Linked DNA regions of Homo sapiens: region 2 is linked to region 1. The links are chromatin loops, found by intact Hi-C in ENCODE. Cell type or tissue: heart right ventricle. All regions are shown on one strand. Links, peaks and the distances in the headings refer to the core of each region. The heading gives the core; the rest is flanking DNA. Region 1 has its middle 28 kb from the start of DYRK1A. Region 2 has its middle 7.7 kb from the start of VPS26C.

Region 1 (5,385 bases), core at 200-5,199:
ATCCTGATTCGAACAACTTGTTTAAAAAATTACAGGACAATCGGGGAAATGGAGCACTGACTGGATTTTGGTGATATTCAAGAATAATTGTTATAGTAAGGTCCTTTCTTTCTTTCTTTCTTTTTTTTTTTTTGACAGAGTCTTCCTTTGTCACTCAGACTGGAGAGCAGTGTTGCAATCACGGCTCACTGCAGCCTCAATCTCCTGGGCTCAAGCCATCCTCCAGCCTCAGTCTCTCCAGTAGCTGGGACTACAGGCGCAGCCACAATGCCAGGCTAATTTTTGTATTTTTTGTAGAGACTGGGTCTCTCTGTGTTGCCCAGGCTGGTCTCAAACTCCTGGGCTCAGGTGATCCTTCCTCCAGGGTCTCCCAAAGGGCTGAGATTATGGGTGTGAGCCGCCACGTCCAGCCTGTATTCTTTTTTTTTTTTTTTTTGAGATGGAGTTTCGCTCTTGTTGCCCAGGCTGGAGTACAATGGAGCAATCTTGGCTCACTGCAACCTCCACCTCCCAGGTTCAAGCGATTCTCCTGCCTCAGCCTCCCAAGTAGCTGGGATTATAGGTGCCTACCACCACACCCAGCTAATTTTTGTATTTTTACTAGAGACGGGGTTTCACCATGTTGGACCAGACTGGTCTCCAACTCCTGTCCTCAGGTGATCCGCCTGCCTCTGTCCCGTGTTCTTTTTTGAATAGTTTTTATCTTTTAGGAATTCTAATGGAAATGACAGGATGTCTGGCATTTACTTCAAAATAATCTGAGTTGGAAAGTAGGTGGGATTATAGATGGAATAAGACTGGCCAAAAAGCTAATAACACATGTAGAGTCTGAGGGATGAGGACATGACGTTCATGATCAAATTCTCTCTAACTTGATGTCTGTTTGAAATTTTCCATAACAATTTTTAAACAACAACCAGGAAAAACAAATATTGTGACAAACGAACAATAAGACAGGAAGAAAAAGCCGGATTTTGTGTGTGTTCCATTTCCTACTAGGCAACTCCTCAGGTATATTGAGAAGAAATAAACTTGTATTTTAAGGTAAATAAAAGGAATGAGAAACAGGAAAAGGGAGAAGCCCAGTGCTTTTATTTTCCCAAATAACGCTAATATCACTGCACATTTGCATAACGTTTTATGGTTTCAAAGTACTTTTATCTCATTTGCTCTTGGAAGAAGCCTGGTAAGCATATTTGCTGTCATATATGACATGTGATAATATGTCTTGATTATGTTGTTTTTGCATTAAAAAAACTATTTGCTTTAAACCCCTGAAAATATTTCCTTATTAGTCTCTTAGTTATGCTTAAGGATTTATTTCCTGTCCTAGCTTTTGGATGGAAAACTCAGCCTGAATGTCTATTTACAATATTAGAATGCTTAAATGTTCCCCTCTCATGGTTTGGTGCAATTTTATTTTCCTTTTTAGCTCCTATTTGAGGGAATGTACAGGGGTGGGGGAAACCCCTTTTTTATTTCCTTTGAGTCTACCCAGCTGTTTTATTTTGCGTTTGCTTATTTCCCATCCTTCCAGAGTGTGAAGCCATCAGAAGTGTTCTGTTCTTTTTAATACTTTATCAGCATGTCATTTATTAGCCACATTATTCTTTATCTCTTTCCTGTGAAAGCTTTTAAAGTAGAAATTGATGAAGCCATGTCTTTTGTTACTTACATATTATGCCATCAACATTTACAAGTACATTATAAGATTTAAACATAATATCCTAACTTAATGATCCAATTTTTCTTTTCCTTTTTTTCTTTTCTTTTCTTTTTTTTTTTTTTTGGCAACTCAGGTTCCAGGATTCTACCCTGAGCACAGGAAACAACTAGAGTCCATCCCCCACCGCGCCTCCGCACTACTCCCCGGGTATTAAAAATTCTGAGCCAGTCACAGACCTTTAACAAGGTCAAGAGCACTAAATGCCTTATCTTTATGAGGGCAACACATTCCTAAATTGACATGAAAGACCTGGCTGTGTTTGGCCGGCACTGGTGTTTATGGAGACACAACTGCCATTCAAGCATGCGAGGAATGATACGTCATACCAAGACCGTCCTACAAGGATCCCTAAGCAGTGCATGGATGGTGGAGAAGGGAGTTGCCCCAGGGTGAAGGCTTCCCTGGGCTCTGACAGGGGTTACTGGATGACTCTGCAAATATTAAATATAGCTGCATGAATCACACTACAAAATTCCAGGCCTGAAATCTGGTGTCAGGCATAACAATTTGTTCTCCCTCCCTTGCTCATGAATAGCAAAGAATCAATTGAAGAAATTTTGGTCTGTTTAGAGAGCACTCGTGTTTTGTTCCTCCCTCTGGAACACACGTTCTGCATTTGACATGACACATGCTTCTCAAGTGTTATTTTGTGTTTATTAATCTTTGAACTGAATTGCCAGTCCTTCAACTAGAAAGACATTTTCCCAGAACCCTCCTGACTCATGCTAAGGGTACACAACAGCTGATAAACTCCAGTGACCTCAGAGGAGACAGATGGGCCATGTGGCTTCTAACACCCACGTGGCTGTCTGGACCATGGATGACAGCATAGCCCAGGTTAAGCTGGTTGGCAGAAATGCTCAGGACTTTTCCACATTTACCAAGCTGAAAATAGTGGTTATGTCACCTGCTCTTCCATTCTGTCACATCACTTTCCGTATTATCACCTTCTTTACCACTATCCCTCCTTCCTTGCGTGCGTCCGTGCATAGTTTTCCTTATAATTACAAAATAATATGTGCTCATTGTAATAGTAACAAGAGCTAACATTTATTGATTGCTTATATGGTGAACTCTGCTAAAAGCTTAAAAGTATGAATTCGTTCATCTTCAGCAATTCTGTGGGATAGGTATTTTGATCTCCATGTTGCAAATAAGAAAAGCTTGACCATGAAGGGCTCAGAAAGTTTATCACCCAACCATCCTTTCTGAAAATATTTCCTTCGGGGGGGAAAAAGTAATTCAAGAAAGATAATTAAATTCAAAACATGAAAAAGTGGTAACAAATATAAATAAACTGATAAAATTTATACTGAGATCTTAAGATTAAGACATTTAAGAAACTATTTTAAAGAGAAAGAGAAATGTAGAAAGAATTTTATTGCTCAATTGGAACTGAAATTTTAGATTATTCCTACAAAGCATGAGATGTTTAAGATCTTATCTTATTCCAGAGGGAAAAATTATGGATACTGATTCATTCTAAATGTTTATGGAGAAAGATGTTTAAAAGGTCTTATTAAATTAAAGGCCATCTCCTCTAAACTGCCAAGGTCATCGAAACAAAGAAACTGTCATAGCCAACAAGAACCTAAGGGAGACAGGAGGCTGATGTCGTGTGGTATGTTGACACAGATTGTAAAATTTTGACAAAAACCTGGGAAATGTGCATAAACTACAGATTTTAGCTAATAAAATGTGTCACTATTGGTTCATTAATTTTGGCAAGCATACCATATCCATGGAAGCTATGAATACTAAAGGAAACTGGGTGTACTAGGTGTAGAGTAAACAGAAACTCTCTGTACTGCCTACAGCACTTTCCTTTTTCTTTTTAGAATCTAAGTCCTAAAAACATTACTCTAAAGTAAAAATATTTATTCTAAATAATTCTAAGTTAATTCTAATTTAAAATTAATTTATTCTAAAATATAAAGTTTATTTTTAAAAATAGGAGCAACCTCATAGGGCTGTCGTAAGGATTAAATGAGATCATCAATATAAAAAGGTCTGCATAGGGGCTGGAACATAGCAGGTGTTCAAGGAACATGAGCCTTTACCTGAAAATAGACAAATAGGAAGAAAGCCCAGCTCCGTGGGGTGCACCTGTAGTCTCAGCTACTCTGGAGGCTGACGGAGTAGGATCCCTTGAGGCCAGGAGTTCAAAGGCCAACCTGGGCAACATAGCAAGATCCCATCTCTAAAAAAAAAAAAAAAGAAAAAAAAAGAAATAGTACGTATAACTTTTCAAACAACCAGAAGAGAGTTTTAAAAAAAGAAAATTCAGTGTATAAAAAAAAAATCCTAGGAAATAAGAAAGTAAAAGAAATAATAAAGAGAACAATGTAATAAAAAACATAAAATATCAGAAATCAGTAACTATATTAAATGTGAATGGGTTCAACTCACTATTTATTTATTTATTTATGACAGGGTCTCACTCTGTCACCCAGACTGTAGTGCAGAGGCACAATCATGGCTCACTGCAGCCTCGACCTCCCAAGCTCAGGTGACCCTCCCGCCTGTCACCTGAGTAGCTGGGACTACAGGCATGTGCCACCACGCCCAGTTAATCTTTGTATTTTTGGTAGAGACGGGGTTTCGCCATGTTGTCCAGGCTGCTCTCGAACACCTGGGCTTAAGCCATCCACACACCTCAGCCTCCCAAAGTGCTGGGGTTACAGGTGTGAGCCACCACACTCAGCCTCAACTCTGTTAAAGGGAAACATTTCACACCCCTTAAGACGTCTACTATAAAAAATAAAAATAAAACCAAAAACTCCACAAAAATAACAAATGTTGGCAGAATGTGAAGTAATTAGAACGCTTGTGCACAGTTGATGGGAAAGTAAAATGGTGAAGCCACTATTGAAAACAGTATGGCAGTCCCTGGAAAAATTAAACAGAATTACTATGAGATCCAGTAACTCAACTTCTGGGTATATACCTCAAAGATTTGCAAGCAAGATCTTGAAGGGATATTTACATATCTATGTCCATTGTAGCATTGTTCACGAGAGCCAAAAGGTAGAAGCAAATAAATGGATAAACAAAATATAAGGCAGGCGAGGTGACTCATGCCTGTAATCTCAGCACTTTGGGAGGCCAAGGTGGGAGGATCACTTGAGCCCAGGCATTGGAGACCAGCCTGGGCAACATAGCGAGACCTGGAATTTACAAAAATATTTAAAAATTAGCCAGGCCTGATGGTGCACCTCTGTAGTCCTTGGGAGACTGAGGTGAGAGGATCACTTAAGCTGGGAGATCAAGGCTGCAATGAGCTGCGATAGTGCCACTGTACTCCAGCCTGAGCGACAGAGTGAGACCCTGTCTCAAAAAAAAAAAAAAAAAAAAAAAAAAAAGGCTGGGCGCAGTGGCAGCTCACTCCTGTAATCCCAGCACTTTGGGAGACTGAGGCAGGTGGATAACTTGAGGTCAGGAGTTCAAGACCAGCCTGGCCAACATGGTGAAACCTTTCTCTACTTAAAAATACAGAAAATTAGTGATAGGCACTTGTAATCCCAGCTACTCGGGAGGCTGAGGTAGGAGAATCACTTGAACCCGGGAGGCAGAGCTTGCAGTGAGCCAAGATCGAGCCACTGCACTCCAGCCTTGGCAACAGAGCAAGACTCTGTCTCAAAAGAAAAAAAAAACGTAGT
Region 2 (5,385 bases), core at 243-5,242, 64 kb after region 1:
TCAGCTTTCTGCATAGCTGAGACTACAGGCACACGCCGCCATGCCTGGCTAATTTTTGTATTTTTTACATAGGGGTCTCACTATGTTGCCCAACTCCTGGGCTCAAGTGATCCTCCCACCTCAGCATCCCAAAGTGCTGGGATTACAGGCATGAGCCACTGCATCCAGCTGTGGCTATGTTTTTCCTTTGTGATGTTTCTTTTTTGTTTGTTTGTTTTTTGTTTTTGTTTTTGTTTTGAGACGCAGTCTCGCACTGTCACCCGGGCTGGAGTGCACTGGCACGATCTCGGCTCACTGCAACCTCCGCCTCCCGGGTTCAAGCAATTCTCCTACCTCAACCTCCCAAGTAGCTGGGATTACAGGCACATGCCGCCACGCCCAGCTGATTTTTGTATTTTTCAGTAGAGATGGGGTTTCACCATCTTGGCCAGGCTGGTCTCAAACTCCTGACCTTGTGATCCGCCCGCCTCGGCCTTCCAAAGTGCTGGAATTACAGGCGTGAGCCACTGCACCTGGCCTCCTTTGTGATGTTTCTATCAGTCATGTAGAAAGTCTTCCTACCTCTACCCCACTGAAGTTTTAACAATTCCATTGTATTTCTCTTTTCTGTGTGGTTTAATTTTTTAAATTAAAATTTTTTTAAATTAGCTAAAACATTTACATGGATACAGAGTCAAAATTCTATGACATAACATGCAGAGATGTCTTGCTTCTCTTCCTGTCTCCCTGCCCTATTCTGTCTTTTCCCCTTCGGTAATCATTTGATCTGGTCACCTACTGCCGCATCACAAACCACCTCAAAACTCAGTGGCTTAGGACAATGGCCACTGTATTATTTTTCACAATTCTACTGGTGGACTGTGGCTCAGCTGAGTGGTCCTTTTGCCAGTCTCACTTTGTGTCGTTCACGTGACTGCAGTTTTATGGCAGTGGAGTGGAAATCCCGAGATGGCTTCATGTGTATGTTGGGTCCTTGTGGACATGGCAGGAGGGCCATTCTTGGTGGCTACGCTGGGGGAGCTGGGGTTTTCTCTCTCTCTCCCACCCCTTCTTTCTCCATATTGTTCAGGGCCTCTCCTCTTTGTGGTCCTTCAACAGTGTCTCCATCAGGGTCACTGGGCTCCTTACATCATACTCAGCCCTCCCAGCATGTAAAAGCAGAAGTTGCCAGGTCAGGCCTTTTTTTTTTTCGAAATAGGGTCTTGCTCTGTCATCCAGGCTGGAATGTAGTGGTGTAATCATAGGTCACTGCAGCCTCAAACTCCTGGGCTCAAGCAATCCTCCCACCTCAGCCTCCTGAGTAGCTGGGATTACAGGCGCATGCCACTGTGACCAGCTAATTAAAAAAATTTTGTTGTTGTTGTTGTAGAGATAGGTCTCACTGGGTTGCCCATGCTGGTCTCAAAATCCTGACCTCAAGCGATCCTCCCACCTTGGCTCATAGTTTTGGGACTACAGGCATGAGCCACTGTGCCAGGCCTGTTGCCAGGCCTTTTTAAGATTTAGGTGCAGAGGCTGGGTGCGGTGGCTCATGCCTGTAATCCCAGCACTTTGGGAGGCTGAGGCAGGGGGATAACCTCAGATTGGGAGTTCGAGACCAGCCCGACCAACATGGAGAAACCCCATCTCTACTAAAAATACAAAAGCAGCAGAGCATGGGGTGCATGCCTATAATCCTAGCCACTCGGGAGGCTGAGGCAAGAGAATTGCTTGAACCCGGGAGGTGGAGGTTGCGGTGAGCTGAGATCACGCCATTGCACTCCAGCCTGGGCGACAAGAGCAAAACTCTGTTTAAAAAAAAAAAAGATTTAGGTGCAGAACTCTCACTGCCTTCCACTGGCTAAAATGAGTCCCAGGTGCCACTCTCTGTATGACACGTCCTAGGCTCCTCCTCCTCCCCCTGCCCCCCACCGGTTCATCTCTTTTGAGATTTGTTCTGGCTATTCTCCCTTATTTATTATTCCAAATAAATTTTATAATCAACCTGCCTGGCTCCATAAATAAATTAATATTTTTGTTAGTGTTAATTTAAATATATAAATTAAGCAGAGGAGACTTAACATTTTTATGATGTTACACTTTCCTATCCAAGATAATGGTATGTTTGCCTTCTGTTCAAATCTACTGTGACGTCTCATGCAAGACTTTAGTAGTTTTTCTCATATAAGTTTTCCATACTTTTCATTAAGTCTGTGCCTTAACTTGTTTTATTATTTCCTGAACTCTTTAATCCAACTAGGTCTTTTCTTCTCTCTCTTCCTTTTTTTTGATATATGCTGTTATGGTAAAATCTAAATGAATTTTTCTTCTAAATAGCATTTAGTGTAATATCATTTACTGAGTAATCCCCTGTTCTTTATAGATTTGCAATGCCTCTTTTATCATTTATTGAAATTTCATATACAACTTGAATATATACAATAAAAAATAAATAGGCCGGGCGTGGTGGCTCACACCTGTAATCCCAGCACTTTGGGAGGATGAGGCGGGCAGATCATCACAAGGTCAGAAGATAGAGACTATCCTGGCTAACACGGTGAAACCCCGTCTGTACTAAAAATACAAAAAATTAGCCGGGCGTGGTGGCTGCGCCTGTAGTCCCAGCTACTCGGGAGGCTGAGGCAGGAGAATCCCTTGAACCCGGGAGGCCGAGGTTGCAGTGAGCCGAGATCGTGCCACTGCACTCCAGCCTGGGTGACAGAGTGAGACTCCGTCTCAAAAATAAATAAATAAATAAATAAATAAATAAATAAATAAATAAATAATCCTATACATAATATGTTGGGATCTGTTCTGAATGATCTGTCCTATCCAATTGCTCTTATGTCAGGATGATGCTCTTTTAATTCTTACAGTTATACTATATTTTATGCCTAGTAAAAACCTTTCTCCTACAATTAGCTCTTTAAAGAGATGTCATTTCAAAATACTTCTTTATTTTTTCAGAAGAATTTTAACAGAATTTCATTGAATTTCCTCATGAAAAATTTTATTAGGATATTGAGAGTAATTAGCTCTAAAAATTAATTGTATACAACTGGACATTTTAAAATAGATTTTCTATTCAGAAATACTGTAAATCTCTATTTTGCCATATTTCACATTTCTTAATTCAGCCTTATAGCTTTTCTCATGTAACTAAAACATAGATCACATTCAAATTACTCCAAATATTTTATATTTTGATTGCTATTGAGAATACAGTCTGTATCTTCATTTTATTTTCTAACTGGTTGTTGCTGTTAAATCGTAATGCCTATTGATTTTTGCATACGTAGGCTGTTTCAAAATTTACAGGCATACATATAGATGACCAAAAAAGTACCAGTCTTCATTTCTCTATAAATTAACCCAGTTTAGCTCCCCAGTAACCATTTCTGCTGAGGACAGGGGAGAAGAAAATCAGTCTCATTATTCAGTTGGAACCCAGCTGATAGCCAGTGTTTTAGAATTCTCTTTTCACATCCTCAGTCTCCTTCTTACCTTTCCCCAAAAGCATTCTACTTGGGATGGAGAGAGGCATATGGTTCAAAAATGCCATGTCCCTTGCCTATCTGCCAACGTCCCAGCTGGAGTGTCTCAAAATCCCATCTCTGCACAGGCAATAGCACACTAGAGGGACCGCTAGAAAGAGCCGGGACTCCCCCTTGGCTGACTCAGCCCATACCTCTAACTTTTGGGTTATTTTAATCATTTGATTCTTCTCTCTCGAGCTCCGAGTTTCCTGTCATGTTTTCTATTGCCCTGCGCATTTCTAACCCCAACTGGGACGTTGACTCCAAGCATGAAATACAGCTGGATCCCACCCCAGGAGCTACTTCTGCTCTTCTCATTCTATTCCCCTTCCTCTAGACCAAACCATGTTTCAGATCTTTGGCAAAGTGCTCTTCAACACACATTTTTTGCTTCAGGGTATAAACTTGATGGAGAGAGAGTTGAGGGGCACCTGCTGGGAATGACAAGGAATTTTAAAAATACTTCAGCTTAATATTTCAAAAATATTATCCTACTTTGTAAATTTATCTTCTCTTCTTTTGTTATGGAACTCAAGTGTATACAAAGGCAGAGTGAATGAGTGAATAAAACCTTTCCTCCTCCTCCTCCTGTACCCCTTCCCTCTTCCTCCATTTCCTCCCCTCCTTCTCCGCCCCTCCCCATCCTACTTTCTCCCCTCCCCCCTCCTCCTTCTCCACCCCTCCTCATCCTCCTCTTTCTCCCCTCCCCCTCCTCCTCCTTCTCCCTCTTCCTCCTCCTAGAGTTATTTAGAAGCAAATCCCAGATAGCATATCATTTCACTCTGACCAAATTTCCAAACTTTTTCCAATAATTTTTCAGAGGATTCTTTTTTTACCTGTATCCCATAGGTTTTGGTGTGAAGCATTCATACTTTGTTATTTTTAGTCTGGTATCATATTTTTACTTGTTTCTTGACAAATAAGAAACAAATATTGTATTTTAATCACATTTTAATAAAAAATTTATATAAAATATAAAATTTATATATAAATTTTATTTTTATAAAATTCATTAAACATTTTTATATAAATTTTTATGTATGTTTACATTTTAAAATTCTATTTTATTTTCTAATTTTATTTATTTTATTTTATTTTAATTAATTTTTTTTTTAGATGAAATCTCACTCTGTCACCCAGGCTGGAGTACAGTGACGTGATCTCAGCTCACTACAACCTCTGCCTCCCAGGTTCAAGTGATCCTCTAGCCTCAGCTTCCCGGGGACCTGGGATTACAGGCCTGCGCCACCACGCCTGGCTAATTTTTGTATTTTTAGTACCGATGAGGTTTCACCATTTTGGCTAGGCTAATGTCGAACTCCTGACCTCAGATGATCCACACTCCTTGGCCTCCCAAAGTGCTGGGATTACAGGTGTGAGCCACCACACCTGGCTAATTTATCTTTAATTTAAATTTTATTTTAAAATTTTATTTTTCTTTATTTATATATAAATTTCATATATATTGTTTATAAAAAACAAATATTGTATTTTTATGTGTTTGTTTACAAAGAATGCTTCACATTTTGTTATTTGAGAAAGTGTGTCTTAACTGCCAAGTGGTGTAAGTTGTGGTAGTTAAGGTATCCAGGACATCCTTAATCAAACTTGTACATAATCAACATTGAGATGTTCTTAGTGGCCATACATGCAATTGTCTCAGTCCATTCATGCTGTTATAACAAAATACCACAGAGTGGGTAATTTCTAAACAATAGAAGTTCATTTCTCATAGTTCCGAAGACTGGGAAGTTTAAGAACAAGGTACCAGCACGTTGTGTCTGGTTCCACTCTGCTTCCAAGATGGCGCCTTGAATGCTGAGTCCTCCAGAAGGGACAAATGCCATGTCCTCTCTTGGCAGAAGGGACA

Evidence for each region. Hi-C counts contacts between places; a loop is a spot of excess contacts. Peaks named below come from ENCODE experiments on the same cell type or tissue, not always from the same donor. Only the 100,000 strongest peaks of a DNase experiment are listed, where the experiment ranks them.
Region 2: a loop joins it to region 1, with 2.1 times the contacts of the local background. A loop is called at or near these places in 28 of 110 quality-filtered maps.

Annotation. Positions count from the first base shown.
Region 1 is chr21:37,335,869-37,341,253 of GRCh38, reverse strand. No RefSeq gene overlaps it. Among named protein-coding and RNA genes, the nearest start is that of DYRK1A, 28 kb to the left of the region's middle. In heart right ventricle, for the core only: no CTCF peak of the experiment used is centred there; DNase peaks (open chromatin) are centred at 2,003 and 2,533; H3K4me3 peaks cover 377 bases; H3K27ac peaks cover 2,912 bases.
Region 2 is chr21:37,272,378-37,277,762 of GRCh38, reverse strand. No RefSeq gene overlaps it. Among named protein-coding and RNA genes, the nearest start is that of VPS26C, 7.7 kb to the right of the region's middle. In heart right ventricle, for the core only: no CTCF peak of the experiment used is centred there; no DNase peak of the experiment used is centred there.